Linked DNA regions of Mus musculus: all the other regions are linked to region 6. A link is a loop called in an ENCODE intact Hi-C map of the cell type or tissue named here. Cell type or tissue: left cerebral cortex. All regions are shown on one strand. Links, peaks and the distances in the headings refer to the core of each region. The heading gives the core; the rest is flanking DNA.

What was found. Peaks named below come from ENCODE experiments on the same cell type or tissue, not always from the same donor. Only the 100,000 strongest peaks of a DNase experiment are listed, where the experiment ranks them.
Region 1: a loop joins it to region 6, with 4 times the contacts of the local background. A loop is called at or near these places in 2 of 42 quality-filtered maps.
Region 2: it touches region 6 in a loop (2.8-fold over the local background); 22 of 42 quality-filtered maps call a loop at or near these places.
Region 3: a loop joins it to region 6, with 11 times the contacts of the local background. A loop is called at or near these places in 24 of 42 quality-filtered maps.
Region 4: a loop joins it to region 6, with 3 times the contacts of the local background. A loop is called at or near these places in 10 of 42 quality-filtered maps.
Region 5: a loop joins it to region 6, with 2.9 times the contacts of the local background. A loop is called at or near these places in 16 of 42 quality-filtered maps.
Region 7: it touches region 6 in a loop (2.4-fold over the local background); 25 of 42 quality-filtered maps call a loop at or near these places.

The regions. Positions count from the first base shown.
Region 1 is chr19:16,782,844-16,787,348 of GRCm38, reverse strand. No RefSeq gene overlaps it. Among named protein-coding and RNA genes, the nearest start is that of Vps13a, 4.2 kb to the right of the region's middle. In left cerebral cortex, for the core only: a CTCF peak has its summit at 2,254 (motif pointing right); a DNase peak (open chromatin) is centred at 2,261.
Region 2 is chr19:16,343,107-16,347,611 of GRCm38, reverse strand. All of the region lies in intron 5 of Gnaq (guanine nucleotide binding protein, alpha q polypeptide), which reads right to left. Among named protein-coding and RNA genes, the nearest start is that of Mir496b, 30 kb to the right of the region's middle. In left cerebral cortex, for the core only: no CTCF peak of the experiment used is centred there; DNase peaks (open chromatin) are centred at 434, 694, 1,581 and 1,910; H3K27ac peaks cover 1,519 bases.
Region 3 is chr19:16,597,578-16,602,082 of GRCm38, reverse strand. Gna14 (guanine nucleotide binding protein, alpha 14) reads right to left here. Exons shown (of 7, transcript NM_008137.4): 3 at 2,989-3,143. Among named protein-coding and RNA genes, the nearest start is that of Gm41811, 16 kb to the right of the region's middle. In left cerebral cortex, for the core only: CTCF peaks have their summits at 799 and 2,578 (motif pointing right); DNase peaks (open chromatin) are centred at 2,613 and 3,032.
Region 4 is chr19:16,196,133-16,200,637 of GRCm38, reverse strand. The region is part of intron 1 of Gnaq (guanine nucleotide binding protein, alpha q polypeptide); the gene reads right to left. Among named protein-coding and RNA genes, the nearest start is that of Gnaq, 66 kb to the right of the region's middle. In left cerebral cortex, for the core only: a CTCF peak has its summit at 2,235 (motif pointing right); a DNase peak (open chromatin) is centred at 2,267.
Region 5 is chr19:16,130,451-16,134,955 of GRCm38, reverse strand. Gnaq (guanine nucleotide binding protein, alpha q polypeptide) reads right to left here and starts at 2,272. Exons shown (of 7, transcript NM_008139.6): 1 at 1,495-2,272. The coding sequence starts at 1,630. In left cerebral cortex, for the core only: CTCF peaks have their summits at 1,289 and 2,420; DNase peaks (open chromatin) are centred at 1,047, 1,558 and 2,290; H3K4me3 peaks cover 3,045 bases; H3K27ac peaks cover 2,780 bases.
Region 6 is chr19:16,061,672-16,066,176 of GRCm38, reverse strand. It overlaps Gm32026 (a long non-coding RNA gene), which reads right to left and starts at 2,064. Exons shown (of 4, transcript XR_001782649.1): 1 at 1,992-2,064. In left cerebral cortex, for the core only: CTCF peaks have their summits at 492 (motif pointing left) and 2,106 (motif pointing left); DNase peaks (open chromatin) are centred at 2,073 and 2,506; H3K4me3 peaks cover 823 bases; H3K27ac peaks cover 445 bases.
Region 7 is chr19:16,328,859-16,333,363 of GRCm38, reverse strand. It overlaps Gnaq (guanine nucleotide binding protein, alpha q polypeptide), which reads right to left. Exons shown (of 7, transcript NM_008139.6): 4 at 1,159-1,287. Among named protein-coding and RNA genes, the nearest start is that of Mir496b, 16 kb to the right of the region's middle. In left cerebral cortex, for the core only: a CTCF peak has its summit at 2,101 (motif pointing right); a DNase peak (open chromatin) is centred at 3,960.

The sequences.
Region 1 (4,505 bases), core at 254-4,253, 720 kb before region 6:
CATTCTTTTTAATAGCTGAGTAGTACTCCATTGTGTAAATGTACCACATTTTCTGTATCCATTCCTCTGTTGAGGGGCATCTGGGTTCTTTCCAGCTTCTGGCTATTATAAATAAGGCTGCTATGAACATAGTGGAGCATGTGTTCTTCTTACTGGTTGGAACATCTTCTGGATATATGCCCAGGAGAGGTATTACGGGATCCTCCAGTAGTACTATGTCCAATTTTCTGAGGAATCGCCAGACTGATTTTCAGAGTGGTTGTACAAGCTTGCAATCCCACCAACAATGGAGGAGTGTTCCTCTTTCTCCACATCCTCGCCTGTATCTGCTGTCACCTGAATTTTTGATCTTAGCCATTCTGACTGGTGTGAGGTGGAATCTTTTGATTTGCATTTCCCTGAAGATTAAGGATGCTGAACATTTTTTCAGGTGTTTCTCAGCCATTCGGTATTCCTCAGGTGAGAATTCTTTGTTTAGCTCTGAGCCCCATTTTTAATGGGGTTATTTGATTTTCTGGAGTCCACCTTCTTGAGTTCTTTATATATATTGGATGTTAGTCCCCTAATGATTTAGGATAGGTAAAGATCCTTGCCCACTCTGTTGGTGGTCTTTTTGTCTTATTGACAGTGTCTTTTCCTTACAGAAGCTTTGCAATTTTATGAGGTCCCATTTGTTGATTCTTGGTCTTACAGCACAAGCCATTGATGTTCTAATCAGGAATTTTTCTCCTGTGCCCATATCTTTGAGGTTTTTCCCCACTTTCTCCTCTATAAGTTTCACTATCTCTGGTTTTATGTGGAGTTCCTTGATCCACTTAGATTTGACCTTAGTACAAGGAGATAGGAATGGATCAATTCATATTCTTCTACATGTTAACCGCCAGTTGTGCTAGCACCATTTGTTGAAAATGCTGTCTTTTTTCCACTGGATGGTTTTAGCTCCCTTGTCAAAGATCAAGTGACCATAGATGTGTGGGTTCATTTCTGGATCTTCAATTCTATTCCATTGATTTAGTTGTTTGTCGCTATACCAGTACCATGCAGTTTTTATCACAATTGTTCTGTAGTACAGCTTTAGGTCAGGCATGGTGATTCCACCAGAGGTTCTTTTATCCTTGAGAAGAGTTTTTGCTATCCTAGGTTTTTTGTTATACCAGATAAATTTGCAGATTGCCCTTTCTAATTCGTTGGAGAATTGAGTTGGAATTTTGATCGGGATTGCATTGAATCTGTAGATTGCTTTTGGCAGGATAGCCATTTTTACTATATTGATCCTGCCAATCCATGAGCATGGGAGATCTTTCCATCTTCTGAGATCTTCTTTAATTTCTTTCTCCAGAGACTTGAAGTTCTTATCATACAGATCTTTCACTTCCTTAGTTAGAGTCACGCCAAGGTATTTTATATTATTTGTGACTATTGTGAAGGGTGTTGTTTCCCTAATTTCTTTCTCAGCCTGTTTATTCTTTGTGTAGAGAAAGGCCATTGACTTGAGTTAATTTTATATCCAGCTACTTCACCGAAGCTGTTTAGAGGACTAAATCTGTAAATATATAATCTGTTGAATACCCATGGGGAGAGTGGGTATGCTTCTCTTATTCTTTTTAGTGAAAATGATTTGAGGTTTTCTCCCCCAATTTAGTATAAGCATGGCTATGGAAGGACCTTATAATTTCTATTGAACCTCAAAAAAGTGCAAGTGTCTAACATAACAAGTAAAGAATTAAAATTTTGTTTAGAAATTAATCTGATAACCATACAATATTTGAAGCAAAACTGTGAAACCAAATTTATATTTATTTTCACAAAGTTGCAACCAACTAAGTCTTTCCTTAATTCTACATAAGAAACATAATGATTCAAGGGAGAAAAAAAAAGCAGTAAAAATTAATCAAAATGTCATAAAATAATATTACTAATGTTGACCTTCTAATTTGAAGTTTAGTTTAAAAGATATCTCAAAGTTATTTTATAAAAAATAAGAAGTTGTGTATACCACCAGCATTTAAAAGGGAAGTTTAAATTGGTGATGATAGCCAGGATTGGTGGTACAAACTAAACAAATAAAGATTCCCCAAATTCAGGAGGCAAATCACTGTCAGCCAAGGATACATAATTGGACCCTATTAAAATTATGTTAGTAATAATTTTATTATTATTATCATCATTATTACTATTACTATTATTGTTTCAAAGGTGATTGCTTCAATTCGAAGTAGAAACTTCGAGTTTTCTACAACATGCCACTAGATGGTGCTCTTCTAACTTCCTGGAGGGAAGAAGATCTGCAGCAGTTTGAATTGGTAACTGATGTCTAATTTAACATTTAATGAAACCAAATTAGTGTATCTGACTCAGAATCTCCTTAGATATAAAAAGGAGACTAGATAATTTGAGAATAGTATAAATAGTTAATTATGGTTCTCCTGAGCAGCAACAGCGTATTACTTTCAGGCAGAGATTCTGGAAATCTGTACGTGTTCCTTAGGAAGTACTTTTATGTCTTATCAACAATGAGGAGTTCTAGACATTTGTAGATATTGCTTAATAACTGATCTTTGAACTAAATCTTCCCATCAAAACACATTAACAGTATTCATTAGGTTCAAATATATCAATAGCACTGTTTATAATTATGAATTTATTTTTATGGCTGACATTGCACATGAATTCCGTATAAAGGACAAAAGCTACTTCCACGTGCTGTAGACTTTTCCCCCTTAAATTATCACCGAGGAAGGAACATGAACAGGGAAAGGAAATTGAGATTTCTGTCAATATTCAAAAGTGCAAGTCAGCAGAGAGTTCATTTCTGAAAGATCTCTCATCCGGATAAATTAATATTGACGCAGATGTGGAGGCTGGTTAGAGCGAATGAACAAGGTTAGTCAGGATCGATCGTGCGTTCAGTTCACAGTGGGCTACTGAACATTGTGCTCTTTGCTACCAGACAATCAGAATGAGTTTTGGTACTTCCGATGGATGGCTTATCTTCCTCACTCTTCATTGACCCACTTCAGTTGCCTTCACTTTTTTTTTTTTTTTTTGATAAATGTCTTGGCTTATAATTGCTAGTTTGCATGGACATTGTTTGCTTAGATTTTGCAGACATGATCTAACTTTTTCAGAGAGGCTATAGCATTTCACATTCTCATTTTTAGTATATGAATGACCCTGGTTCTCAATAGTTTCACCAGCATTTGGAGATCATAACTATTTTTAAAAGCTTTACTGCTGGGTTAAATAAGGGAAAAATTCACATGTATGACTGCAGCTCTGATTTCCTTTCCCCAGCTGTTAGTGCTGTTGAACAAGATTTATCTTTGCATTTATGTGTTGCTCAGATCAAGTTTTTAGGCAGACTTTTGAGCGTTCAAATCCAATTCCATATGAGTTGCCCAGTGAGGTTTGGACTGTGTCTGTGTATGTCTTCATCTTCAAAAAAAAAATGCATAGAAAATAGACACTGTCAAAAGCCTTATCATCTAGAGATAGCTGTGGTTAACATTTGGTGAATATATTCCCAGACTTTTGTATATTCTGTACAGTCAAAATTAGCTGACAATTCACAACAATTTAGTCCTTTCTCCCAAGATAAGAGCGATAACCTCTCATTTTATAAATCTTTGTTTTCATTTTAATTCCTGCATTGTTAACCTAGTGTATGCATGTATATGTTAATTTGCCTAGCTTCTCTACTAATGAATATTTAAGTTTGCTTCTTTAAGCAAAGGTTTAATAAATGTTCTTATAAGAATAGGTTTTAATTTTTAAAAATTCTTTTCTTAGCTTAAATCTCTGGAAGGATTGCTAAGGCAAAATTCATACACTTACATACATGTAAGTATGTATACACTAACATATGCACACACAGATGGATCAGCTTGTTGGAACTTACAGGCTGGCATTTACAAAGATTGTGTTTACTTATATTACCATCAATATTGGCTGTAAGATTCTTTAAGAATTTTCTCCTTTGCTTGTCCTTCCAACAAGCTTTGTTTTCTTTCATTTAAAAATAGAAGCAATAAGTCAAAACAAGTTATTATTATTATTATTATTGAGAAATATGTGAATATTCTCAAATATGATGAATCAGGAAGTCCAATTTCGTTTTTGACTTTGGAAAAATTCCTAATACCTCAGTGTCCCTGAGATCATGAAGTTGACTTAGAAACTCCATAAAGGCCCTTCAAAAGAAAAACTATGTGAAACTATGTCAAATAAGCCAGGTGTGGTGACAATAGCCTTTATTCCCAGCATTTGAGAGGTAGAGGCAGGAACATACATCTCCACGAGTTTGAGGTCAACTCCATGTACAGAGTTCAGGAAGATGTGTCTCAGAACAATCACACAACATGCAGCAAACATCCTCAGACCTTGCTGTGACTGTCCTCCTAGCCAGGTGTCCTCCATCTTGTTCAGCTGTAGCCCCTTGTAAAAGGCTTGTCTCAGCTGGTGGAGGAGCGTACCTTGCTGTACTATCACCTGTGGTATGTGACTGT
Region 2 (4,505 bases), core at 335-4,334, 280 kb before region 6:
CATCAACCAAAAGTGACACAGCTACTGTGTCTTCCCAAATTCTTTCCCAAATGCTCTCTGTTCTTATATAAAGTTAAATACTCAAAATTTATTTTTCAGATTTCTTCTTAAGGCCTGTAGTACAGCCTGGTAAAATGGGATGAGAATACTGACATCTCAGGAGATGCATTTTCCTGTTTTTACACACACACACACACACACACACACACACACACACAGAGCAAGACAACAAAGTTGCCTAGAAGTGAAGGAACAATTTCTATGTCGAAGTGGTCTGCTTTCATAGGGTTTTCTTTCTATTTTAGCCTAGCCTAACACTTAATCAAGACTGCTAGATCTCACAGTCATGCAGCCCGCCTCCTACCGTCTGTGCCCCTGGCATGGGCCTTGGAAAGAAGGCCTGCATGTGGGGATTCACTGAAAGTGAATGCTCTGAAGCTGTAGCTTTTAAGTCTGGGCTCTGGATAAACAGCAACACTGTGAAGGGAACTAGATTTTCATCTTTCTGGATCTGGAATTATCACCATCACATTATAATAATCACTTATGTAACACCAACAACATGCCACTGACTGTCCTATTTCATGTGTTTAGTTAGAGTGAACCTTTACTTTAACCCAAACACAGCCAAGTAAACTGAGGCCCTAGAGTCTCCAACACTGATGGTAGCCGATCTGGGATTGGGATATATGTAATAATAACTAGGTCCTACAACTGCTCCTTTGGAATTTGAGGCACTCTGCATTGTTAACAGGAAATGAACACTGAATGACTCAAGAAAGCCCTATGGTCTTCAAGCCTTAAGCTCCTTTATTGTGATGGGGCATCATGTCAGGAGATCCATATGGATCATGGAGGTCATGTTCCCTAGACCATGGCAGGTGCTTAACAAATAGAAAGTGCCAGAGCCTTCTTATTCCATGTTCAACTCAATGCCAGAAACAGCCTCCTCTCAGCCTACCAAGCAGCAATAGATTGTGGGCCCAACACTGGGCTTGGGACCTGCAGTCACCTCTTGCCACTCGCTGCTCCATACCTCCAGTTTCTTTGTAACACAGCCACCAGTTAAAGCCAATGGCCCTCACACCAGTAGAACATTTTCTGTGAGGCATATCTTTATTCTAAGGATGTTTTCTGAAGACGCCTACCTATAGATGTTCAGGTTAGGAACTTGTTCTTCAGGCGTACTTCAATGCTGTTTTAAACACTTTGAGTAGCCCTAAGCCAAATGGCCATCTTGATGACCTCTTGGTCATCTTGAGGCCTGTATCTTTAGTGAGCTGTGGGTCTTAGACAACCTATGGTACTTATGGCAACTGCAATGAAAACATCAGCCAGTGCCTCGTGATGCATACCCAGGACCTATGCTGGGTAGGAGTGGAATGCATGGGATGGTTCACTCATTATGTGCCCAACACCGGAAGTGTTTGTGAAGGACAGGCAAAGATGCTACTTCCCACTGCAAGCCGCCACAAACTGAGACCAGGTATCAGTCAAGCACAGACACCAGAAACTTGTCCTGGGTCCACAACAAGCCTTGAGCACAGAGGCTCCTCTCTGAGCAGGGCTGCATTTCCTCTTCTCCCTCTGGAATCCGCTCTACTTAGGTGTGACCTGGCTTCTGAAATTCCAAACCATGTCTCTGGTAGCCAGAGGCTCTAAACATCTCTTGTTCTGACAATAGTCTGGCTATTTTCCTGAAACTGAACAAAGGTTATCTATTTTTTGTGTCTCTGTAAAATGACTCTTATTGAGCACTGGCAATTTAATCATAAAACAGGCCATTTCAAATCCAGTCCTTCATACTTTACAAGTTGTGGCATCCCAGCTCTATGGGCAACTCTATGCAAGGCAGAGGAAGCACAGATGGGAATCATGCTGGAAGCATTTGGATTCTATGTTGCCTTTTGTCGGCAAGCTATTTAAGGGATGTGGAGGTAGTGAGATGGGGGCCATTGGGTTTATATTAAGCTACCAGTCAGGATGGCCATGGCTCAATGACAGTTTCTGAATGACTTCACTGGGCACACTAGTCCAGTAACTGGGGCAAACACACAGATCAGTTGTAAACTACGTGTACTAACAGTGTGCACTAATCAGGAGGAACACAGCTAATGTAACTTTAAACAGAAAGGAAAATACAGAAGCATCACATGTTCTTGTCTAAAGGAAATGCAGGGACAGAATGAAGCAGAGCGCCATGGCTCTACATGGCTAACATGGCTGTCCTCTGAGAGGCTCTACCAGCAGCTGACTCAGACAGATGCAGATACTTATAGCCAAGTATTGGACTGAGGTCAGGAGCCCTGTGGAAGAGTTAGGGGAAGGACTGAAGGAGCTGAAAGAGATTTCAAGCCCATAGGAGGAACAACAGTATCAAGTAACTGGACCCCTTGGAGCTCTCAGAGGCTAAGCCACCAACCAAAGAGCATACATGGGCTGGTCGGTGGCCCCTGCACATACATAGCAGAGGACGGCCTTGTCTGGCCTCAGTGGGAAAGGATGCACTTAATCCTGTAGAAACTTGATGTTCCAGGGAAGGGAGATGCTAGTGGGGTGAAATGGAGTGGTTGGGTGGTTGGGTGCGGGGAGCACTCTCTCAGAAGCAAAGGTGAGGGGGAAGGGGAAAAGAACTCATGGAGAAGGGACCGTGAAGGGGGGGGGCAACATTTGGAATGTAAATATATAAATAATAAAAAATTATGGGAAAACCAAAACAACAACAAAAGCCTAAGTTCAGCAGAGAAAGAATTATGTACTGTAACTGCTCCAGGCTCCATGCCCCCTTCCTCCTACTGCCGAAATGAAAATGAGAACAAAGAACAGTCTGAGCAACAAGAAAACTACCTTCTCGCGCGCGCACACACACACACACACACACACACACTTTAGAACGGAACTTGCATGGTGGCATATGCCTACACTCTTGGCCCTTGGGAGGTGGAAGTAGAATTGGGAATTCACTCAAGCACATCCTTGGCTACGCACAAATTTGGGGTTAGCCTAGGCTGCATGAAACCCTGTTTTAACCAACCAACCAACCAACCAACCAACACACCCACCCACCCCAGAGTAGAAACAAAGGTCCCATAAGACAGTGATTCTTCTGAGTATAATAGTCTTTGGTACTTGCAGCTTGGTTGCATTTACATCTATTCCATTTCTCTATCTTAAAGATGGTGTTCATGATTTAACACTTAGAACCTACAACCCAAAAAGGGTTTCCAACTCACTCAATGTGTTAAGACAAAACATTTACAGGCTGTGGTGGTTTGAATAAGAATGACATCCCACCCCCTCCTCCCATCCCCCAGGCTCATATATTTGAATGCTTAATCACCAAGGAACGGTAGTGTTCAGAAAGATGATGAGATATGGCCTTGTTTGAGGAAGTGTCACTAGGAATGGGCTTTGAGGTTTCAAAAGGCCAAATCAGGTCCTGTGAGTGTGTGTGTGTGTGTGTGTGTGTGTGTGTGTGTGTGTGTGTGTATGTGTGTCTGTCTGTCTGTCTGTCTGTCTCTACTTGCAGTTCAGGATGTAGCTCTCATCTACTTCTCCAGTACCAGGCCTGCCTGCCTATCACCATACTCCCTGCCGTGATGGTTATACTAAATGTCTGAAACTGCAGACAAGCCTCGAATTAAATGCTTTCTCTTATAAGAGTTGCCTCATAAGAGAGCTTGTCTCAGTCCAGTTTGGAGGCTGGAATTCTAACATGATGTAGCTCTATCAATGTGGCCACCAGTCAGTCTTGTTCATTAACAATTCATCCTGTGAGACCAACACTGATTTTTCTCTAAGTGAAGTCCTTAGTAACCTAGTCACCTTTGAGTAGATTCCTCTTCTAAAACATTCTTACCATTTATTATTACTATCACAGTGGGAGCCACATACACCCCTGTGGAAACTTAAGCTGTATCCGAATGAGGACAGAGTGAACACTTCCTTTGTTCTTGGGTTGTTAGACTAAGAAGACATGATTTAGGAACCAGACAATAAGGAAGCAAGAGTACTCTCAACTCCTAGTGAGAGCAGCAGCCCTTGGTTCTTCCTGGTTACATGGGCTCCTATGAGCTCCAGCTACAAAGCTATGACTAACATAAACACAGTGAACAATCAAACAGATGCAGAGGTAACAAACAGAAGGTGGAAGGTTTTAACAGACAGAGTCCCAGGATAACTTCTGTGAGATAATGTATCCCAAATATAGTAGGGAATCTGCACCCATGAAATCTCAAAATTATGGTCACCTAAACAAGCCCTGAAAAATGACATGCCAGCATAGAGGGGAAAAAAAATCTCACAAGGCCCCAACCCTACATGAGAAGCTACAGGCAATTATGGCTACTGAGAAGAGAAAATTCAGTCTTTTCCACTATGATTTGTCTAATCAAGTGCTCAGCGCTATACACAAGGGCATATGAGCAATGCTAATATATATATATAACACTAATTATAAAATAAAAGGGATCATGAATTTGAGAGGGAGTGTGTGCATGTATGTG
Region 3 (4,505 bases), core at 194-4,193, 540 kb before region 6:
TAGCTCACAATGATCTGACTGTGTAGATTTACAGCGTGTGTACTGCTGGCTAAGTGTGATAGCATCTGCACTTCTGTGCACATCCCATAGACTCCCCTTATTACTGAACTCTTAAAACTGGCATTGGGACATTACAACACTATTTTGCGCCAATTTTGTAAACCTTTACAGTGCAATATTTATTACTTTTCTGAGGCAGGCCAAAGATATATTTCTCAAGGTTCCGCAGCCATCAGCAGCATTTCATGGAGGATTTTTTTATACATTTGTAATAGATAGCGATGAAACAGATTGCAGGGTTTTTGTTGTTGTTGTTGTTGTTGTTATTATTTTTTTAATTAGAAACCATGTACCAAGTTTCTGGTCAAGATTGTGTAGGAGAAGTTAAACATAATTGCATTCTATAAATCAATATGAGTGTCTTTCTTATGCATATAGTTACCTTTAAAGTTCTAAGAACTAAAAAAACAAAAACAAAAACAAAAGCCCTTCAGACAGGCTGTGAAGCTCGGGTGTCAGAGTGCTTGCCTGGTATGCACACAACCCGGGGTAATTCCTTAGCACCTTCTACAACAGATGTGGTGGCACATGTCTGCAATCCCAGAATTCAGGAGGAAAGCTAGGAGGACCAGAAGTTCAGGGTTATGCTGAACTATGTGGAGAGTTCAAGGCCAGCCTAGGCTCCAGACTGTGTCTTCAAAAGTTGTTTAATCACTCAAGTCCTTACAAAAGACCTCACTAGCAATGGAGTGGGTGGCTCTGCTGCTCTCTGTAGCACCACCTAGAGATTTAAAATGCTGGGCCTGCTCCCCAGCTTATTATTTTACTGCACTCAGTCTTCTCCCTTTATCCAATGTTCCACCTCACGCTTACAAATGCCCATGGCCATTTATGACCCAAATTTAGGAAATGTGAAAATAATGCCAGAAATAAATGATCCGTCTTTGAAATGATTTTTGTGTTCTGCAAAGCTAAGGACAAGAACTCATAAGTTTTCAGTCTAGTGCCATTCTGAGTAGTAAGATAACATCGGTGGCTGTGCCAAGGGGGGAAACACACGTTTTCTAGTGTAGCCACACTGTGTACACTGCCCACCTGCCAGTCACTCATTAGCTGTCGCAGCTCTCACACTGTGTCATGGGGTCACACTGCCAATAACGAGTAGCTCTATTCTTAACTACCTTAGTTTTAGCCTGTGTCCATCTCTTGCTGTTACGTTTATAAGTTCATTTTATCATGCTTATGTATGTAAAGAACAAATACAGAATGCAGTATCATTTGTGATTTGGAGCATCTGCTAGGGACTCTGGAAAGCGGTCCAAAATTAGGTTAAGTGGGAGGCAAGGAAGACACACTACAGTGATTGATTAATTGATTGATTGACTGAACCAGCAGACTACATTGTCTGAGATTAGAGGTCACTAACTGGTTGCCACATAGCCCTTAGCACACTATCTGGTACACTCATTTGCACAGTATAAATGACATCTAATTACGCAGACATTACTAGCAGATGACTGAGAACCACTGACTTGGACCAAGAAAATGCACAAGTAACTTATGTCATAGTGGGGGTGGGGGTTGTTGTTCTGTTTCATTTTGCTTTTTTTGCTATTTTGAGACAGGGTCTAACTCAGGTTGCCTGCTGACCTGAAACTCACCTGACTGAGAATGTCTAAGAATGTTTGACCCCCTGCTCTCACTTCTCCAGTGCTGGTAGCTAGGCATGTAACCACCATATCCATGACGCTCAAGGCTGGCAACTACTTCCCTTATTAAATGCTATTGTCTTCTGTACAACTCTGTTCACCTCCCCAGTCACCCCTCACACGCCTGGCAGCGAGCGGACTTGCTTCTGTTTTCAAGATTTACGCTGAGTTAATCTTACAGTCATTCTGGCAAGCGTTCTCCAAATGGATGTAAATCCAGAGGCTCATCTCAGAGCCAGTAACAGTGGGCCGCTTCTGGGAGGAAACAGGAGAACCCACTAGCTTTTGGACAGAATGCTCATCTCATTGGGAGGCTAGCTTCCTCCCCTCTCTGCTGCCAGTCTAGCGTCTTAGTGGTTTCTTTCCTTCTCCCCCCACCCTGCCCCCCGACATCGTGCTTTTCTGCTGATGTAATTAGATCAATTGTGCCAAGCTGGATTGAACTGAGTGCTGCATGGGACAAATGTCTAGGCAAAGTCATTAAAAGCCATGGGCCTTAACGATGCCTTCCCTGACAGCTGCTTTGTCCAGTCCAAGCTAGTTCAGGAAGAGGCCAACATGTAAAAGGAACGGAGTGGGTTTGGGGAGTTTCGTGGTCCTGGGAGGAGGAACCAAACTGCAGGAGCATAAACAAGCTGCAACCCCAAGAAGTAAGCTGTGTGCTCAGTCACCTGTGGGTCACAGCCAGCCCTAGGGGACTCTTAAGAAAGAAGAAATGTTGTGATATCTCCAAGATAGTATGCGATAGAAATTTTGATGATGTTGATGGTTTAAATCTAAAGCTTTATGGATCCCAAATACATTAAGTGGTTGACTTTCTGAGAGGGTCAAATAAGCCAGCCGAGAGGCCTGTGTGCTGGTCTTGCAATGCCAATGTCTATCACTAGAGGGCACTACAAGATCGGCAACCAATTTAAGCAAAGCCTAAGCCCGCCTGCAGTTTCCAGAGGGATACAGAGAGGAAGAAAGCGGAAAAACCACAGGCAGGTGTGTTCTTTGCTTAAATCATAACCTCTGCTCCAAAACTTAGATCCGTTCCACTAAAGGAATCTCCAACTTAATTGGGTGAGAGAAGGTGGCTGCTAACCCCAAGGGACATCTGGGACAGAGAATTAGGGGAGAAGAGGCCAAGAAGCAGGCCAGGAGGTCAGGGGAAACACCCACCCACACACATCCTCACTCCCCCACCCACCCCCACCCACACCCCCTGCCTCTCTGCCTCCTGGGAAGTGAAGCCTTGCAGAGTTGGCTTAGCAGCAGCTGCCGGCTGAGTACTCACTATTTGGCAGAGTCTGACAGCTGGTACTCCCTCCTCCTGTCGTAACACTCCTGGATTCCGGGATCCAGCCACAGCTGCTTGATGGCTGCCACCTGGTCTCTAGAGAGTGCAGTGACCTTGTCTACTTCCACTTCCCTGATGATCTGGGCATTTTCCTGTCCAACGGAAAGGAAATACCACGTTGAGCACAGAAAAGCATGACAGATAAGGGGATGATCTGGGGTGGAGGGCTCTGACAGGTGCTGGGCTGTGCACAGCCAAACCCTCAGAAACCAGAAGACTAGGCGGGGTGATTTGGTTGCTCAGTCTAGAGACGTGAAACAGACCGCACTAGACCTGCGCCTCCAGTCCAGCAATAGCAGAGGCAGCTGCTCAGACCCGGCACCCAGGTGTGAACAGAGACACCCACGCCCTGTAGCCACTTTCACTTTTCCCACTTTCTGTTCATTCCAACATCTATGTAGCCAGCAATGGACATAAACTGTTGTATCAGTCACAAACCAGGATTGTTTGGTTAGAAGTGGACTGGCCCCAGGTGTAAGAACAGGGACACACTCTCTCTGTAAACGGAAAAATCAGTGCCAACTGTCACCCTGCCCTTTTTCTCCCTCTTAAGTTTTTTTTTTTTCCTTTTCTTTTTCTTTGTATTTCTTTGAAGTAGATTTTACTTTGTAGAGCAGCATTAAGATTCAGCAGAAATCTTCAGCTCAACAGAAAGTTCCCATATGCCAGCCACGTAGTCCTGTGCATCAATCAGCGCACAGTTCTTTCCCACCTAGGAACCACTCCCAGATCACCTGCTCTGCACGACAACTACTAGACAGTGTTTATTGTAGCTATTACTCCGTTAGCACACTAAGGATTACAGGCAGGAGCTCTGTGAGAGTGTATGCCCAGTGGATACTTCTCACTTGCAATCCTAGCGCATATCCATCGCACCTGAACCTCTGCATGTGATTCCTTCCACTGTCCTTAGCCAGAGAGCGTGATCCAGGGTCCTGGAGGGCCTTGAGTAGAGCATAGGTACTGTCCCCAACCTTCTGGCTTCCCATTGCCGCTCTGTTGTTTCCTCTTGCCCTATGACTGCCCTCTACCCTCTACATCTGAAGTGGCCATGTGCCTCTGTCTTCAAACAAGTCCGGGAAAACTCCACAAAAGCAGAGTAAAAAATCTCACTTGTGCTTTTATCCAAGAGTTCAGCTCCTTTTCTGCAAGCAGTTGGTGCTTTCTTTGATAATGTGAGCTCAATAAACACATGTGGCACATGTATCTATGTAGCATGTCAGAAATCCACAGCCATGGGATATGACTAGTGTGGGGAGACGCCTTGCAGAGAGGGGGGAGTCCACAGAGGAATCTGGGGATTCACGGTGGTGCCTCTCAGCCAGTTACCTCGCTAACTCCGCCCCTTCTTGCATGTCATGCACCATAGGCTGTTTTCTTAAATTTAACAATGAAGTCCAGCTTTGCTGTTGAGAATTAAAGCCAAACAGTTGACAGAGGACTGGGTGGGGCAC
Region 4 (4,505 bases), core at 125-4,124, 130 kb before region 6:
GAGACCTAAGTAGCTGGCAAAAGAAAAGAGACACATCCATTCCTCAGAGGTGAAATTTGCTACCCAGACTATAGAGGGTTTCAGCCTTCCACAGGGAAAACTCAGCAAGGCATTTGGAGAAGAACAAGGTCTATTTGTCTTGTCAGCTTTCTGGTTCCTTCTGAATCAATTTTTACAGTGCAACTTCCTTATTTATTTACTTTAAGTATTGTAATTCCCAGAATCTGAAGCACACCCATATTCCAATGTAAGCACAAAAAAATACTACAAAGCCAAATACAAATTGTTTCATGAGGTATTCACCGGAAGCCAGCCATCAAGCAAGGCTGGTTTTCTGTTCTATGTTATCATTTCCTCCTTAAAGGAAGAAACGCATTGATTTACTTATTTATTTTTGAGGCAGTCATATCATATAGCTCCAGCTAGTCTGAGGCTCACCTAACCTAGACCAGTGCTGGACTGATGGCAGTCCTCCCTGCTCAGTTCCCAAGTGCTAGGATTACAAGCATGGACCACCACGCCTGGACTGAGACAGGAATGTTTCAATGAAAATTCACTTATGAGCTTTGCAAACTCAGCACTTAAAATAGATAGAAACTGTAAAGCTGTTTTATTCAAAGTGCATGTAGCTTTAAAAAAAAAAAGTAACATGCTTGAAAGGAAGGTAGCAAAGCTTACTTCCCTACTTTGTAAAATGTTTAATTACCTAGGTTAAAAGAAAGATGCATATTCCAGAATGAAAATATCCTCTTGGGGAAAAAAGTAGTTGCCCTAATTATTCATGGGTGATCTAATTAAACTGCCATTCACAATTCACTAAAGCTATTAATAAACTGGAACCTGGGAAATAGATAATATGAACTTATAGGACTACTAAACATAAAGACAGCCAAGAATTTGTATCTTAAGAATGTGAATTTAAGGCTTTATCTGGGGGGGGGGGGTCCTCTAAAGGTCTCATCCAAAAGCTAGAGACCTAGCTGTTTTTCCTTTGTAAATGAGAAAGCTGAGATCTACCAATGTGAGACAACTGCCTACGTTTGTATCCTCTAACTAATTCCCCATCACTCAAAGCAATCACCACACATCCTGAGCCACATGCACTCACTGTCAGACCAAACAGAATATGCAGCCCGCTTCACTGCTGTCAGGAAAGGAAGAGGGCTTCAGAATTCTTCTTTAATAAATCATAGGACAAAGTCATGTGGGAGGGGGAAGCAGATGCAGAGAGAAGACCAAACTCTGAGGTGGTGACATTACTAACTAAAGAATAGCAACCCCACTGCTGGCTGTCACTGAAATGAAGACAACAGAGCACCTTTGTGTCTGATGTGTGTAGAAAAGGAAGTTCTGGGAATTTCAAGGTGAACAAAATATCCTTATTAGTAATGTACCTGAAGACAAAAGAAGCTTTTTGGCTGAACTAAGGTAGTATTGTACCATCAACACAAACAGCAGAGCAACCACATCTTGCCCAGGTGTCCCTAGGAATCTACTCCCACGAGTCCAAACCTTAAAAAGTTCCACTTCACCAAAAACAAAAACCAGGCAAAGAAAACCACATCGGGGACAGATCAGGAGTGCTGACCATCCCAAATAAGAACAAACAAGCAAGCAAGTCCGGGCTCTACCACTGGACTGCTGAGAAAAATCAAACTTTCAGAGCAAAGCGAAGATGAACACATTAAGCTAGACTTTTCTACATTGAGGCAGTTCTTCATTTTGTGGGAACAGTGTAGCTTCAAGCAGGCCTGGAAGCAGGCAAGAAGCAGTGCCCTATGGCTCAGAGCAAACCAGCTAACTTCTCTATGCGGCACCAGTCCCTACGGATGCCTGCCTACCTCAAACCCTTTGTTTACAGATGAAACAGAGCTAAGGCCTTAGCCAAGGGTGCTACCACACAGTAAAACTCTACCACTATTATGGTAAATAAAGTTTTGCACAATGTAGCCTCATTTGCCCTTTAGGCAATACCCAACCCCTCCCCATGAATAAGCCTGGCCCTTTTAGGTCTACAGCCCTTTTTCTGCCTATTTCCTTTACCCAAATATCCCTCTCTGTCTAGCATCACCTCCCTCATTCTTGTCCTTTAAGTTGGCCAACTCATGTAAGGTCAGTTGGCTGCTCCTTCCATGTCTATTATATGATTACATTTAGATTAGTTACTTACATAACAAGAAAGACATTTGCTTACTGGAAGGGAGCAAGGGACCAGGATCAATCCTGTCAGTGCTTTTCCACCAGGAGGCAGGCAATGAGCACTGATTAGACTGCACTCCCCCAGAGCACATTAGAAAGTAGGGAGCAACCTGAAAGGAGACAAAATGTGCAAAAAGCCATGGCGGGAATGGTGCCAGCAATGTCCTCTGTCTTTTTTAAAGTGTGTAAGCCTCACAAAGCCAAATGCTACTATATGTATGTATGCACACACGTAATGTGTACGCATGCAAGAAACAAGAGACAAAGTGTATATATGAAGTCTGGGAATAAACGTCTCCCCCTGATAATCTGCTTCTCCTCCTGTCAAAAGAATAGATAAAGACTTGTATATGTGTAGAGGGGTTTGGGGGAGCAGGGGTGGTGGAGAGGTGGGGATGAGTTCACGTAGTAATAATTTTTAAGTGCACACTGCTGAATGCCTACATTCACACCAGCACTCCTCCCATCCACACTAGGAAGACTTCAGAGCAGCAGCACATAAATGGTAGGAGGAGAGTGTTTCAGAGCAACGCCTCTCAACCCCTGGGAATGCTACCGAAAGGTCCATTCTGATTCCACAGCTCTCGGGTAGAGCCTGGGATTCTGCGTTTCTGACCAGCTAGCCTGTGATGTCAACACTGTGCATCATGAGAACAGCAAGGAGCACCAGAGCCAAGCACTCGGAATTCATGGCCAGGTCTGCTGCTTAAAAGACAGATGCATGCATGACCTTGAGCGATTCACTAGTCTCCAGATAACTCTCTCCCAGCTGTTTATTTCTTCATTAAGAAAAAAAATAATAATAATAAGATGAAATTCCAGGCCCTGGAATCTCAAGAGACAGAGTGGCTCAAATGAACTGCATCTGATACAACCTGTAACTCCATCTGAGGCACCACCCTGGAAATCTCAGTGTGAAAATGGAGTTTACTCCCCCACCAGAATGTTAATGTAGTTGACACACTTCTCCCTGATGACTACAGCCTCTTGGAGGTGCCCAGAATCAATCAATCAATCAATCAATCAATCAATCTCTCTCTCTCTCTCTCTCTCTCTCTCTCTCTCTCTCTCTCACACACACACACACACACAAAATCCCACACCTCATAGTTTGTGGGGGTTGTTTTGCTTTTCATTTGTTGTCTGTTTACTCTTGAGACAGGGTCTCACTATGTAGCCTTAGTTGGGCTCAAACTCTCAATGTAGACCAGACAGGCCTGGAACTAAAAAAGGCTTGCCTGCCTCTGCCTGGGATTAAAGGCTGAGAAGAAAGACAGGCACCACCACGCCCAATTCAAAGTCTGTGTTTTAAATGAATCTTTAGATTTACTGAAGCAGTCTTCTTGCAGTAATTTTATATATCATTGTTAAAATAGAAAATGATTGCAGATGCTGACAAGTTAAATAACTTGTCTAAGCCCATAGATACAATTCACGGCAAAGCTAGTCTCTTGACTAGCAGAACTACAGGACCCTAAGACTCAGGCGTGTGTACCACCAAACTACAGAACCACAGCCTTAAAACTAGATGCTAGGACACCTCTGCCTCGGCATGGGGATGATGGTCAAGAATAGGGTTTCAGTCCGAAGAGCAGGATGAAAAAGGAATCATCATCATAGCTGTGTTTCAGAATGAGAAACAGAGAAAAATTCAGACTCTGGGGCCTGCAAAGTGGTGTGATGGCTGCTGCCTTCAGTCTCAGCACTCAGAGGCAGAAGCAAGCAGATCTCTGAGTCTCACACATATAGTGAGACCCTGTCTCGAACAAGAGCAATATCCAATTGTGTCTTTATTGAAAACTTTAAAATACTTTATTTTTAAATGCCTGTCTCAGCATTTATACAATAAAAAATACAGAAAATTTTTATTAAATTAGATTTACTCTTATAAAAATCATTCCTTAAGTTGGGTGTTAGTAGTGCACGCCTTTAATCCAAGCTCTAGGGAGGCAGAGAAAGGCAGATCTCTGAGGTTTAGGCCAGCCTGGTCTACAGAGGGAGTTTCAGGACAGCCAGGACTACACAGAGAAACCCTGTCTCAGGGAGGGGAAAAAAAAAAAAAAGATCATTCCCTAAACTTTCAGACTTCAATGCAAAACGGTCATTAGTTATTTAATGTATCGGTCTAGTGATCTCCAGATTCCCTTTGCAATAGTAAATCAGAAATGTGTGGCTTGCCTACTGATCTCAACATTAGCTTCATTATGTGTACTGCTTAATAATGTATGTGTCTAAGAAGCCCAATATAAATCATAAATAACAGATTTCCTGTGAGTGACTAATCTCAGAAGACAAGAATGAGGCCG
Region 5 (4,505 bases), core at 135-4,134, 69 kb before region 6:
TCAACATATATTTATCCCACTTGCCCTTGCTTCTCCCTTCTCAATTAAAAAAAAAAAAAAAAGATAAGACATTCCATTTTCAGCCTTGAGAAGAAACAGAAATGATGAGGGTGGACAGGCTTACCCAGTTTCCCCATTGCTCTGGCTTATTCCCCCTGAAACCCATCTTTCTAGTCAGCCCCTTGCCTTCTAGTCTTTATGAACACATTATATGTGCACATTTACCTAACTGGATTTCAATATAAAGACCTTGGTTAAGGGAAGGGAACAGCATTGGGAACCATGTGTGATTATGATATTTTGCTCCTGACGATAAGCAAGCCAGGCCCCAAGGTAATGGGTTCTTGGAGCCAGCACATGGAATGCTCCAGATAGCAAAAAAAAGAAAAATGAAAAGAAAAAAACGGGGGGGGGGGGGGTGTCTTCTCAAATCCCAACAATGCAACATTCTTTTCTTACAGAAATGTTTGTGAAGCGGTAACAAATAAACACAAGTGCAGACATTTTTCAGGCCTGTTCCTGCAAAGCAGTTCTTGCTTCCTACCACAATAGCAATAGTTATGTCATGCTAGCTTGTACATGGACCCTGATCGCTTGATTCCGAACACTCTCTCGGAGATAATAATCAATATAGCTCCTATTTGAAAATAGCATTTTCTTGCTAATTTCATGTTAAGGGAGAATGTTGGGTTGTTGTTTTGTTTTGTTTTGTTTTTTTAAACGCGATCAGAGGGAAATTTTCTCTCACTCTTCCCGTTTTTTCTTGGAGCCCAGATGGCAAGATACTAAAATGTCCGTTTTAAACAAAAGGTTTCTGTTTGTTTCCAGGAGAGTAACTGAGAGGCTGCGCTGGTTTCCAGTAGAAACTGCTGTGAATTCAGGCATACATCTGGGTCGCCTCATTAAACAAAAGACACCCGTCTGCTGTCAACAACCACACAGTACAACACTCCCGGATCCTTCATCTTTATCCGGAAGGAATGGTTCATAGAGACGCCTGTCACCATCCACTGGCCATGCAACTCTCTGGGGTCACTCCTGTCAGTGGCCTGGTGGCTACAGTATAGCACATTTGGGCTAGTCTTCCCGCCCCGCCCCTGCCCAGTACGTTAACCCGGGTTTATTGGAGCGCCAGCCAAGGCTTCCTCAGCACCTTTCCTAGCAGAATCCAGACCGGGGTCTGCTCCCCGTTTCCACCCTTCCCTCTCCACCCCACAACGCGCCACAATGGACGCTGGCCGACCACCGCACTGCACGCCATTGCCCACCCGCGCCGCTCGCGCGGACGCTCAGCCGTCCCGCAGACGCTGTGCACCGAGCACGGCCCTAGCTGACACCAAAGGCGCACGCCGCGGATCCGCGCCCGGGAGCCCCGGCCCTCGGCCCCTGGGTGCGCGCGCGCGGGTGCGGGTGCGGGTGCCGGCCGGGGACGCGCGTGGGGAGGGCAGCGGCGAGCCGGGGCGGGGGGTACCGGGGCCCAAGGGCCGCACTCACCCAGCAGCAGCAGCTTGAGCTCCCGGCGGGCGTCGCGCTTGTCCCTGCGCAGCTGCCGCTCGATCTCGTCGTTGATCCTCCGGGCTTCCTTGGCCTCCTCGCTCAGGCAGCACGCCATGATGGACTCCAGAGTCATTCTTCCGAAGTGCCTCGCTGCAGCCCCGCCGGCGCCCTGCTCACACGCGCGCACACACGCCCTCCGCCCTCGCTCCCCCGAGGCAGCGGCGGCCGCGGAGCCCCGCCGCCCGGGCGCGCGTCAGGGACGAGCTCAGGGGAGCCGCGGTAAAGGAGGCGGCCGGGCCCGCAGCCCAGGCGGGCCGGGAACGAGCGGGGCCGGGAGCCTGGGACGCGCGAGGAAAGGCCGCCGCGCCCCGCCGCGCTCACACGCCGCCTTCTCGGAGAGCGCGCGGCCCTCCAGGCGCCGCCGCCGACGCTGCCCAAGGCTGTGCGCCCAGCGGCCCGAGCTCATCCACCGAGGCGGCCCCGCAGCGAGCGACCGCCGACGGCTCAGCGCGCCCGGCGCGCCCGCTCCTCGCCGCCGCCGCCGCCGCCGCCTGACTCGGCTCCGGGCGCCCTCGGCCTGCCCGCGCCCACTCGGCTCGCTCGCAAACCGGGCAGCCGGCCGCCGCGCGCTCCCCGCCTCCGCCCCCGCCTCCGCCGGACGCCCACCCGGCCCGATTGCCAGGCGCGCCGCGGCTGCTCAGTGCTCGCCCTCCCCCTCGCCACACACACACATTTTCTCCTTTCTCTGAACTGGAGCACAGATCCGGGAGGGGGCGGCGGCGGCGGGAGGAGGAGGAGGAGGACGGGCGCAGGGGGCGGGCACAGCGCAAGGGGCGGGACCGCGGCCCCTCCTGGACAGCTCGCGCTCTCCTCGCCCCGCCCCCGACTGCCCGCCCCGCTCGCCGGCCGCCTCCCTCTGTGCGAGCTCCGGCGCGGCGGTCACGGCCGTTGGAGCGGGTCCGGCAGGCGGACACCGACCTTCGGCTGCCGCTGGGCTGCCGGGGCGTGGTCGGCGAGAATATGGCGGCCTCGGCCTGCCCTCTGGCCGCTGGCGCTGCGGGAGCCCTGCCGGGAGCCCACGCGCTGCGCTCCGGGCCTCTCTGCAGCCGGGCTGCCCTTTCCTATTTCTAAAACGCCATTGGGAAGAAGCTGCCTCGAGTGGCCTCTGACCCAAGATCCATCTTAGAAGATGGGATGCTCTTTACTAGGGAAGAGAAAGGATTGTCACTGGCTCTCTGGGGGTTACTGAGGGATCTGTGGACGGAACTGTCCTCCTTATCTCCAGATAGGAATCTGAATCCTAAAGAGAAAAAAAGAAGCTGCCCAAGTTTCCAAGAGCCTCCTGATCCGTTCCAACTTTTCGGGTCACTGAGGTGGTTTCTGTTTTCCTACCAGCACACTACGTTAAACAGTCTGGTAATGTAGGATTGACCCTTCTACACCGTGACAGTTAAGGATGACTTCTGGGAGAACGCCAAGTAGTACAGAATGAAATGAAAGAGACAGATATGGTGGCTCACACCCATAAACTCCACACTCCACAGGCTGAGGCAGGAGAATTGCTTCCTGAGCAGTATGAGACCTTGTAGCAAAGAAAAGGGGGAGGGAGAGAGAATAAAATAGGAGAAAGTGAAGAAACTAGTATCATTGGAGCAAAATTCTATTTGGTTTTTATACTTCTAATTTGAGGTGGTTTACTAATAAATAGAAAATATCTTGTTCATTCAAGGTTGTATTGGGGAAAAAAAAAGGTTCATTCAATTCAGTGTGTCTCAAACATCAAGAGGAGAATCGTACTATTTTTCCTGACTTTATAGATAGAAGTGGGCGCCTCCACATTTCATGCTTTTCATAAACTGCTCCTGTTGATCTGGGCTGCAATGTAAGATCATACCCATTGCTGCAACTTAAGAATGAAACAAGTCTTGGACTTCAAGGTCTCTCCTCTGGTTTGCCTTATTCTCCACCACCACCACCACCACCCCACCCCATCCCCCACCCCCACCCCCACCCCCACCCCCACCCCCCCACCCCCGTGATACACTGCATGCATACATTCAGCCTCTATGCCAGGACTCAGATGGAGTTGTGGACGTAAAGTCTGTATGTAATACTCTGCTTTTAAAAAAGATACCTTGCCAAAGAAGCAAAGAAGCAAAGAAGGTGAACCTCTCACCCCTTTTATATGAATACCATCAGAGCTGGTGTAGACTAGCTGTGAAAATGAATATTTAGATACTAAAGATTCAGAGTCCAAGGCAGAAATGTAAAATAGAAGAATTGGGCAAGAATTGCAAGTAATACCCAGCCCCCCCTCGTGGGGGTGGGGGTGGGGTGTGTGTGTGTGTGTCCTAGAGAGACACAACAAGCTGGAAAACAAAACGATCAACATTTCATGTCTGGTTTCCTAAGGAGCCCCTGAGACAAATTGTGCCTTTAAAGTGTCAGTAATATATTTTGCTTAACTGACCTCTTTGTTTGTCACTTCTGTCTCAGCCCCAGGGACATGCCCTGGTACAGATATTTAAATTGACAAAAAAAAAAAAAAAAATCAACGTATCACTCACTGGAAAGAAATCAGGAAGTAAGGAATGCCAGCAATGCACAGGACAAAGTTATATAAGGACATCAAGAGGGAAACAGGAAGAGAAAATTCCAAGCATAAACCTTTGATGGATCTGGAAAGCATTTGCTAAGCAAGTGTCCCTATGACTTACATCAAACAAATGGAGTCCATACAGAAACTCACAGTGGTGTTGAGTGTGCTCTAGAAGAATAGACTCTAAATTATGCAACCGAACAGGGCTCATGTTACAAAATTCCAGTTCATTAAATCAACAAGCAGGGATTAACTGCTTAAATACAGTAAAGATGCAGTGAGGAGCACCCGGGGCCTACAGCATGTCCTCAAACTCTATAGGCATGTGGTCTTAAGGCATGGTGCAGCTCTGGACGGATACAGAAGAAAAAACTGGAGTTGATTTGTACAAAAATTGGGGTAAAGGTAA
Region 6 (4,505 bases), core at 204-4,203:
GTCAGAATCTATGCTGGTTGAGAGTCTAGGAGTTAGACTGACTCTATAATAGGCAGGAAAATAGGTAGGCAGATGGGCCATGGATAGATATTAAAGATGGTGAACTTCCAAGATGGCTGGCTTCTTTCTTTCCCTCATGACCCGAGACAAAAGTCTAGAAGCTGAAAACAAAGACTTGTGGGCTTTTTTCTTCTGCCAATAGGGCCTCCACTGATGTGGTGTTTCAGCAACTTCAAGGCCAAATTAGGACATGTCTTTCTCCAAACTCCCCAACCCTGAAATAGGGGAGGAAGACCCTTCAGAAACTTAAAACAAACAGTGACTTAGAATTCCGATTGCTGTGATTAAAATAGCAAGGTGGGGAAGAAAGGGTTTATTTGACTTAAACTTCCACATTGTAGCCCATCATTAAAGGAAATCAGGACAGGAACTCAAACAGGGTGGGAATCTGGAAGCAGAAGCTGATGCAGAGGTCATGGAGGGGTGCCACCTACTGGCTTGCTCCCCATGGTTTGCTCAGCCTGCTTTCTTATAGAACCCAGGACCACCAACCCAGGGATAGCACCCCCCCCAACACACACACACACACACACACACACACACACACACACACACACACACAAACGCACACAATGGGCTGGGCCCTCCCACATAGATCACTGATTAATAAAATGCCTTCCAGCTGGATCTGATGGCGGCTTTTTCTCAATTACGATTCCCTCCTCTCGGATAATGCTAGCTTGTGTCAAGCTGACATGAAGTCGGCCAGCACAAATAGTGTTCTAGATTCCTCCACTGCTACTTGTCACTCTGGAGACTTTTTTTTTCCTTTTTTATTCTTTAACTGATGGAGAGAAAAAAATTTAAGGTTCTAGACCATAACAATTGGGCCTCCTGTGAATCCATGTTTAAAGATTTTTTAAAATATTTTTCCTTGTCTTACGTGCATGCAAACATGTTTGCACTTGAGAACAACATTCAGGTGTTGATTCTAGCCTACCACCTGAGTGAAAAAGAAAATGAAATAAGAAAAGAGGAATGTGAAACCAAAAATAGGAACAAGAGTTGTACACCCTGCCTGTTACTGGGAGACTGAAACAGGAAGAACATACCTTGCAGGTTTAGGGTTCTGTTTGCAGTTAAGACAAGAGTAAGCTCCTGTTTGTGTTATACCTGTTTGACCTATTGCACTGGACATGTTTGATCACTAGTGGGCAGAAGGTATGTGGACAGGAAATATGTCAGGATGTACGCTTGCCCCGAATGGACATGATGGGAAGGAAACACAGTGGCCTGGTGGGGTTTAAACTGCTGCAAGGTGTGACTGGTGGCCATTTTCTGGGAACCCCAAAATGGACCCTGACATACATCTTCCTGGACAGTATTTAATTAAAGCTTGCTATAAATGTGGTAGTGGTCCTTTCCCCCTCTACCCCATGGGCATGACTCCTCCTAGAAGATTTTATTGCAGATACAGGGGGTGAAAGCAGGCAGAGGGAAGAGTCCAGGCTGAACATGGCTGACAGACCAAACCAGAACATGAAGGAGAGAGAGGGAGCAAGAACAAGAGCAAGGGAGGAACATATGGCCATTAGAGGCACCCAGGTCAAGAGACCAGAGTATCCAAAATGGCTAAGTTATATAGGGATGAGACAGGGGAAGGGAAGCAGAAGTGTGCCCCTCCTGCTCCCCTAGAGGTTTGGTGTAGCAGACTGGGTGAGAAGTGCCAGAAGGTCCTCAGGTACTGAACACGTGTCCTGGGCTTCTTTGAGACCTAACACCACTACGCAGTCTGATCTTTCTTGCCTGCTACAGGAGCAGCCCTAAGGTTCCAGCCACGTTCCTCCCCATCTCAACACAGATGTACTAAGATTGTGGCTCAAAAAGGGCTGCCAAACCAGTGCTTCCACTCACTGAGCCACCTCCCTGGCCAGGATCAGCATTTTAACAGGATCAAGACATTCTAGTCCACACAGACGTTTGACACTCACCGCATCGGACCTTCGAGCCTTTCAGACGAAGGGTTGTTTGCCCTGGGAATCCATTTTCCCTTATAGCTAAAACTGACAGGGAAGAAAGTCTTCGAGCGCCCTCTGGAGTTCATCATAGGAACTGGGCAGCTTTATAGTGAGGGCTTGGTTTCTTTTTTTGTTCAGAGACATTAGGTGTTAAAATACCACGTGTGCTTTTGAGCCCTTACTAACACCAAACATTGTGATTAGGAATTCACACCAATTATGTCATTCAGATTATCACGCAGGTACTACTATTCCGCAGTTCAGGTGTTTGATCACCTCCTTTCCACATGCTTTTCCTTGGCGTCCAAGACACCCACATCCTTTTTTGTTTGCCTCAGGTCCCTCTGGTCCTTCCTCTTCCGTCTTTGTCTTAGTACCCATCTCCCAGATCTGTTCATCTTCCCCCAGGGATCAGTCCTTGGTTTCTTTTCCTTGTGCGCTCAGCTTCTTAATGAATTCTTTTATCCATATGTCAACAAACCCCACATTTCTATCTTGTGACCAGCGCGCCTCTTGAGACACTCAGGCAGCTGCCTTCTGGACATGTCTGCTGGGACGCCTCAGAGACGCCACAACTGTGTCTCAAAACAAAGTTTTCCTTTCTCCCTTAAACCTCTTCCACTTGAGATTCCTCTTATCTCAGACGATGGAAATTCTCTCCCACTTCAGTCGAGTTGTCATGAATTCATCTCATTCACAGACCTGCTCCGTCCCATAGCCTTCTCCTGGCTGGGAGTCTTGCTACAGCCCCCTCCTTGGTCTTTTTTATCAAACTTTCTTTCCAAGAGACAATTCTCAGGAACCAGAATGGCTTTCATAGAACGCTTCTGAGCTCTACCTAATGTCCTACCAAGCCTCCGGTTTCACTCTGATAAATGGCCCTAAAGGCCCTGCCCAGGCAAGGGTCCCACTGCTTCTCCGACTCTGGCTCCTTTCGCATCCTTCTTCATCCACCCCACTCCAGCGACACGGGTGCTCTTCCTAATACATGCCGGGTAGGAGCACCCCTCCCATCCACTCATCTAACTCCCAGCTCCTGCAAGCACCTATTCCAGCATCACCTAGTCCACAGAGTCTACTCTGTCATTTCTGTTTAAACTTGCAACTTGCCCCTCCCTTCCAAACCCCTTACCACACTGTGCCCTGTCTGTAACATGTTAATGGCTTTCCAACATATTGTCTAATCTAATGGTTACGTTCCTGGGTACTAGTGTTCGTTCCACTAGAATTTTTAACCCCCAAATAGGCAGATGTTTCTGTCCCTTTTGTTTACTAACATGCTCAATATATAGATCACTGACTGAAAGATTTTTAAAATGTCTGGTGAATAAGACATGGCCACATCCTTGACCCTGAGTGCTTCAGTAATTTATTTAAAAAGTAAGTCAGAATAATAAGCATATCTGTTCTTATAGCATTGCAGTCCTATGAAGCCCGGTCTTTGTAGCTTCTGCAGAGAAGGAATGACATACATCGGGGCTGTCTGTCCTCACACACCTCTCCTGGAGCGAAGCTGAGGCCCCACCACTGTGCCTTCCATAGCAATTCAGCACATGGCTGTCTTCTTTACCTGATTTACCTAAGGCAACAATGCTGAGTTACTTAGAGAATTTTCCCTCCAAGCAAAAAGTCATGTGTGGCATTTTCATGGATGATTTCTATTTAAATATGAGTCCCAAGAAATTGTAATTCACACACACACACACACACACAGAGAGAGAGAGAGAGAGAGAGAGAGAGAGAGAGAGAGAGAGAGAGAGAGAGCTATGTAAAGTTGCATTCGGTGGGTTTTCTGTAAGGTTCTTCTGAGCAGGACTGTCTCATCTTCAGATATATCTTCATAAGAGAGGCAACAAACAGCCACCCTGCAGTGTCCTGAGTTGCCAGCGGCTGTATTTGTCATAGGGAAGCAGGCCTGCTGTACAAAGGGCGGTCCCCGGACCTTGTGTTTCTTAAGTTTTCTTGGCCGAATTGACCTGAGTTGCTAGTGCAGATTTTGTCTCTTAACCCGAAGGTGCGTTGATTCCTGGAGCCTTGGGATTCCGAGAGAAGCCGATTGCTGCGTCCTTGCTTACTAATCACTGATCCCACATTCTGTCCTGACCGATGCCAACCTGACCCAGGTCCTCGGGTGCTGTGACCATGGCTGCCGCCATCTGGCTTTGCAAATAAAAACAAACCCAAGGGATTGCTCAGAACTTAATGAATGAAGCATTTCTTTTCCGTAATTTGTTTTTACTTCTAAAAAATGAGACTCCCAAGAAGCACTGCCAGAGAAATGAAAGGATAGGACAGGAAAAGCCCTGCCCTCTGAAAAATCTATCAAGTGCGCCCACACAAGTTCCCAGCAGTCCGACCACACACAGTTCCTCAGATTTATAGCTTAATCTTGCAAAAAATGGGACCGGTTGCTTTGAGAAAAACAGTTAACTGGACAGATTGCCTGAGGGTGAAAGGGTGACTTCTGCCTGGGTCCGTGATTAACTT
Region 7 (4,505 bases), core at 218-4,217, 270 kb before region 6:
GAAATTGCAAATCAACCAAGATGTGAAAATCGGCAAGGACTGTATGTGTTTTTGAAACATTTCTGTAAAATGGTTGTAAAAGTAAGTTAATCTGGATATCCAGATGCTATAAGCTCAAAATATGTAACTCAGAATGCTGGCCTCAGGAACCTTGGTGGTCATCTTAATAGACCCATCACAGATTTAAGAATCAGAGTATTTCTAAAGTGTTACCTACTTCACAGCCATGTGCTTTTGAGCATTATGTGGGGGTAAGATTACACTACAGGTGCAAAGAATGAATAGAGAGGGGAGGGAAGGGGAGGGGAGGAGAGGAGAGGAGAGGAGAGGAGAGGAGAGGAGAGGAGAGGAGAGGAGAGGAGAGGAGAGGAGAGGAGAGGAGAGGAGAGGAGAGGAAAAGTTTTTTTTTTGGCAGAAACAGCATAGCACATGTCAAACTGAGCCCCATGGCAGAGGCATGAGGCAGGGGGCCACAGAAAAGGTGCCTCAGAGCCTCAAGCACAGGCCCACCCTCAGCGAGGAGGCTCTGGAGAGACAATTCAACATTCAACATTCAAGTCAAAGACATTGCTTCGTGGGTCCTTTCCTCAAAGCTCCAAGTAAGTGGTTTGTACTCCAACTAAAAGTATAATTAAGTGACTCTGAAATAGCAAAGTGAAAATGTACTGTTGTTTTTCTCTTCTTAAAAAGTGTTTCAGTTGAAATATCAATACAAACAGCAGCAGTGAGCAGGGGAATAATACATTTCCATTTTGTTTTGCCATATCAATTTATATTAAGTTAATTACCCTACTTTTAAAACCATGAATTTTGAAAACTCTTAAGCATTTTGTTGTGTAAAAAAAAAAACAAAACAAACAAACAAACAAAAAAACCCCAGCACACCTTTTTACTGGTACTGAGAAATTCTGCATTGGTACCAGACAACATGGAGAAAATATCGATATGGAAGTTTTCAATGGCAGGCATGCATGGTGGTTCCTGTCTAATATACAGTTTGAGTAAATGTGATATACTACCAGCAACTAATTTTCTGTGAATTTAAATGGAAATGAAAATTCCAGAATGTTTTTTTTTTGCTTCCTCTTTCATTGATACATTATTTCAAAATCAAACAAAGCTGATGGGTTTAAAGGTGTTAATGAACTCAGTTACTACCTGAAAATGACACTTTGTAAGTCAAAGGGGTATTCGATGATCCCTGTAGTGGGGACTCGAACTCTAAGCACGTCTTGTTGTGTAGGCAGATAGGAAGGGTCGGCTACACGGTCCAAGTCATTCAGATAGCTAGAAGAGGAAGACATGAGAATGTCAGTTACCATCATTCTAATCCCATGGAAAGAGCAAAAACTGAGTCACAGAGAAAAAGGAAAGTCTGTAAGGTGACAGGCTAGGAAGCAGGCAAGGCCACACTTCCCCTGCTCAGAGAAAGGTTCTCCACCCAGTCACCTACTTACCACATTCCCATTTCCTCAGCAGCTGAACTCATGTAAAAGAAGGGAGAGCTGGTAAGAAACTGCAGTGAGTCTCCTAACATCTATTTGTTTAGCAGGCTTGGCTGGTGAATCAAGAGTTAAAGTTTTAAACTATTTATACAAAGTAAATTTGCATAAACCACCATATAATAAAGCTGAGTGTAAGGTCAGGATTTATCTTCTCTGTTGTTTGCAGAACATCAGTCTTTTCCTGGAATGAAGTTTCCTCATTCCCCTGAGAGAAGACAGACAGTATCATACCATGTCTTTAATTATGTCCAAAGCCCAAGTCATTTGTTATTCTTGAAAAGCCATGAGATTTTAAGTTATGATAACAATAATGTCTAATGTCAGATGCTCTTCTTTACAGTCACCTACCCTAACTTTTATGTATCTGACCATGATACTTACGCATTTCCACGGGGTGGGGAGAATCAAACATTGTATTTTTGATTGAAATAATTTTAGACTTACAAGAAACTTCGATCTATCACAGAGAATTCCTTGTATAAATCTTTCAATTGGCTCCCCCTTAATGATAGCATCTTCCTCCTTCTTCTTTTTTTTTTTGTTTTATTTATTTATTATATGTAAGTACACTGTAGCTGTCCTCAGATACTCCAGAAGAGGGCACCAGATTTCGTTACGGATGGTTGTGAGCCACCATGTGGTTGATGTGGTTGCTGGGATTTGAACTTGGGACCTTCGGAAGAGCAGTCGGCTTCATAACAGACCTTAGTTATGTGTATTCACACATATATTACACATACGAGTGTGTGTGTGTGACACACAGTCTATGAAGTTTTGCCACATATACACATCTGTGTAATCACCACCTCAAGCAGGGCACAGAACTTTCCAGCTGGCACCAAGAACCTGACTGGTGTTATCACTGGCACACCTGACCTCTGGCAATTACAGTTCACCATCAGTACGACTCTGTCCTTTCCAAAACCTTTCCCATTCACTTTCCAGGATCTTAAAGTGTAGGACATAAATTGTAATGTCACAAATGGCACAGTTTGACAGATCTGGTGACAGCCAGGTAGAGATGATTGTTCTGAGAAGCACTGCTATGATTTCAAAGAGAAACTATACTCTCCTGGCCCTGAACACAGGGATGGCTTCAAAGGGCATGGCCACAAAGTGACTACCCTGTGAGGAAGAGGCAGAAAAAAGGTGGAGCCATTAACAGAACTGGAAGGAACTAAACCTTCAGCTGGTAAGGACCACAAACAAGATCCAATGAGTTTGAATGTTTGGTGTTCATGGTATTTACAACTCAGTAATTACAAAACTCCTCGGCTGATGACTCTAATTCCTATACAGAGACTCAGTTTAAGCATTAAAGCTTTTATCATGTTATTCTTATTACTGGAGTTTCTTAATGAGTGAGACTCAAATGTGAAACGAAATATTACAAGGGAAGTGTGTGTTACGCCTATATGATTCATGAACTCACAGCAGTAAAGTCCAGCATTAATGAGGAAGTAAAATCTCTGCCCTGTGGGAAGCGTATCAGTCCTCCAAGTTCATGCTCCAGGGCTGTGTCCCAGACACATCAACACTTCTGCAGCCAGAATCGAGCTCTCTACTGACCAGTAAGAGCTCGCTTCTTACCTTCAACTATTATAAAACTGGCTCGGGACCAAAGCGGGTGCTTGGAGAATACAACTGTAAAGCTGTATTTTAGTGAATCTTGGCATACTCCTAGAGCCACCTAATGGATTAACATTCTGAGAATTATCTGTAGAACTATATCTCCTCTACAGATAATGTGGCCCACATCAGATACAAAAGCAAGAAGCTACTCTGGACAAATACAACTTTCTAATTTATCAGATCCTTGATTTGAAAAATTTAAGCTTATATTCTAAAATGTATGTGACCATCATTTTATATACAAGAACTCAGAAATTTCAGAAAAATCAAAGAAGTTTGCATTTACAGTGGCAAGATAAAAATGAAACTAAGAAATATACTTCCATTCTAGTTATGACCACGCACTCAAAAGCGCGAGTACACACACACACACACACACACACGTATGCACGCACACATGTACAAAGAGAGGTCACACACAGAGAGGTCACAAAAGAGGGCTGTTAATTCTTGTGTACACGGTTCTGTGGCAGTCTAGGAATGAAGGGAAATTGTGGTTTTGTTTTTTAAAGATGAACCAAGAGTACCCAATGCTAGCACCATTTTCAAGCACAAATGTATGTTTTCCAGGGATGATATTAAAAATCAGTACACAAAGTGGGAATTTATCTATTCAACTGTGCTGACAGCATCTCTTCCATCAGGAAAAAGTGCAATAACCTCCCCAAAACTGTGTATGCTACATGGAGTCAGGATACATACCTGCAGCTGGAAAGTGACTTGCAAAGGCTCAGCAGCCACCCTATAAAACTGACAGTGGCATATCTCTGTGCATAGGGTACCACTCTCTTTCCTCTTCATCCTTTGTACAGCTCATGTAGAATAACAACTACTTACACTGAACATTTGTTGCTTGCCAAGTTTTGTTCTATTTCAATATTGTCACCATCATGACAGGGAAATAGTCATTTAAAATGTTCCATGCAGACTACAGACATGACTCATTGATTAAGCAGAGGGCTGGGTTTAAGTCACTGTATAGCAGCTCATAACTATCTCTAATTCCACTTCCAGGGCATCTTGATGCCCTCCTCTGTCATGTTGTCAGTACTAGGCTTGTACATGGTGCACAGACATACATACAGACAAAAAACTCATACACATAAAATAAGTAGATTTAAAAAAATGTTCCATATATTTCTGACTAAGTTAAAAGTAAGGATGATCTTGCTGGATAGTCTGGCTTTGTCTCCGTGGGCTGGGGAAGGGAAAGGCTCACTTCATTTGAGGTAGAAAGTCAAATTACTGTAGTTTAGCAAAAGGAAATGGCTGAATAGTATCTGTTTCTATTAGTTGCAGCATAGAACACCTACATCCAACACCAACCATCCCCAACACCCCCTCCAAATAAAAGCAACACAAAACCAA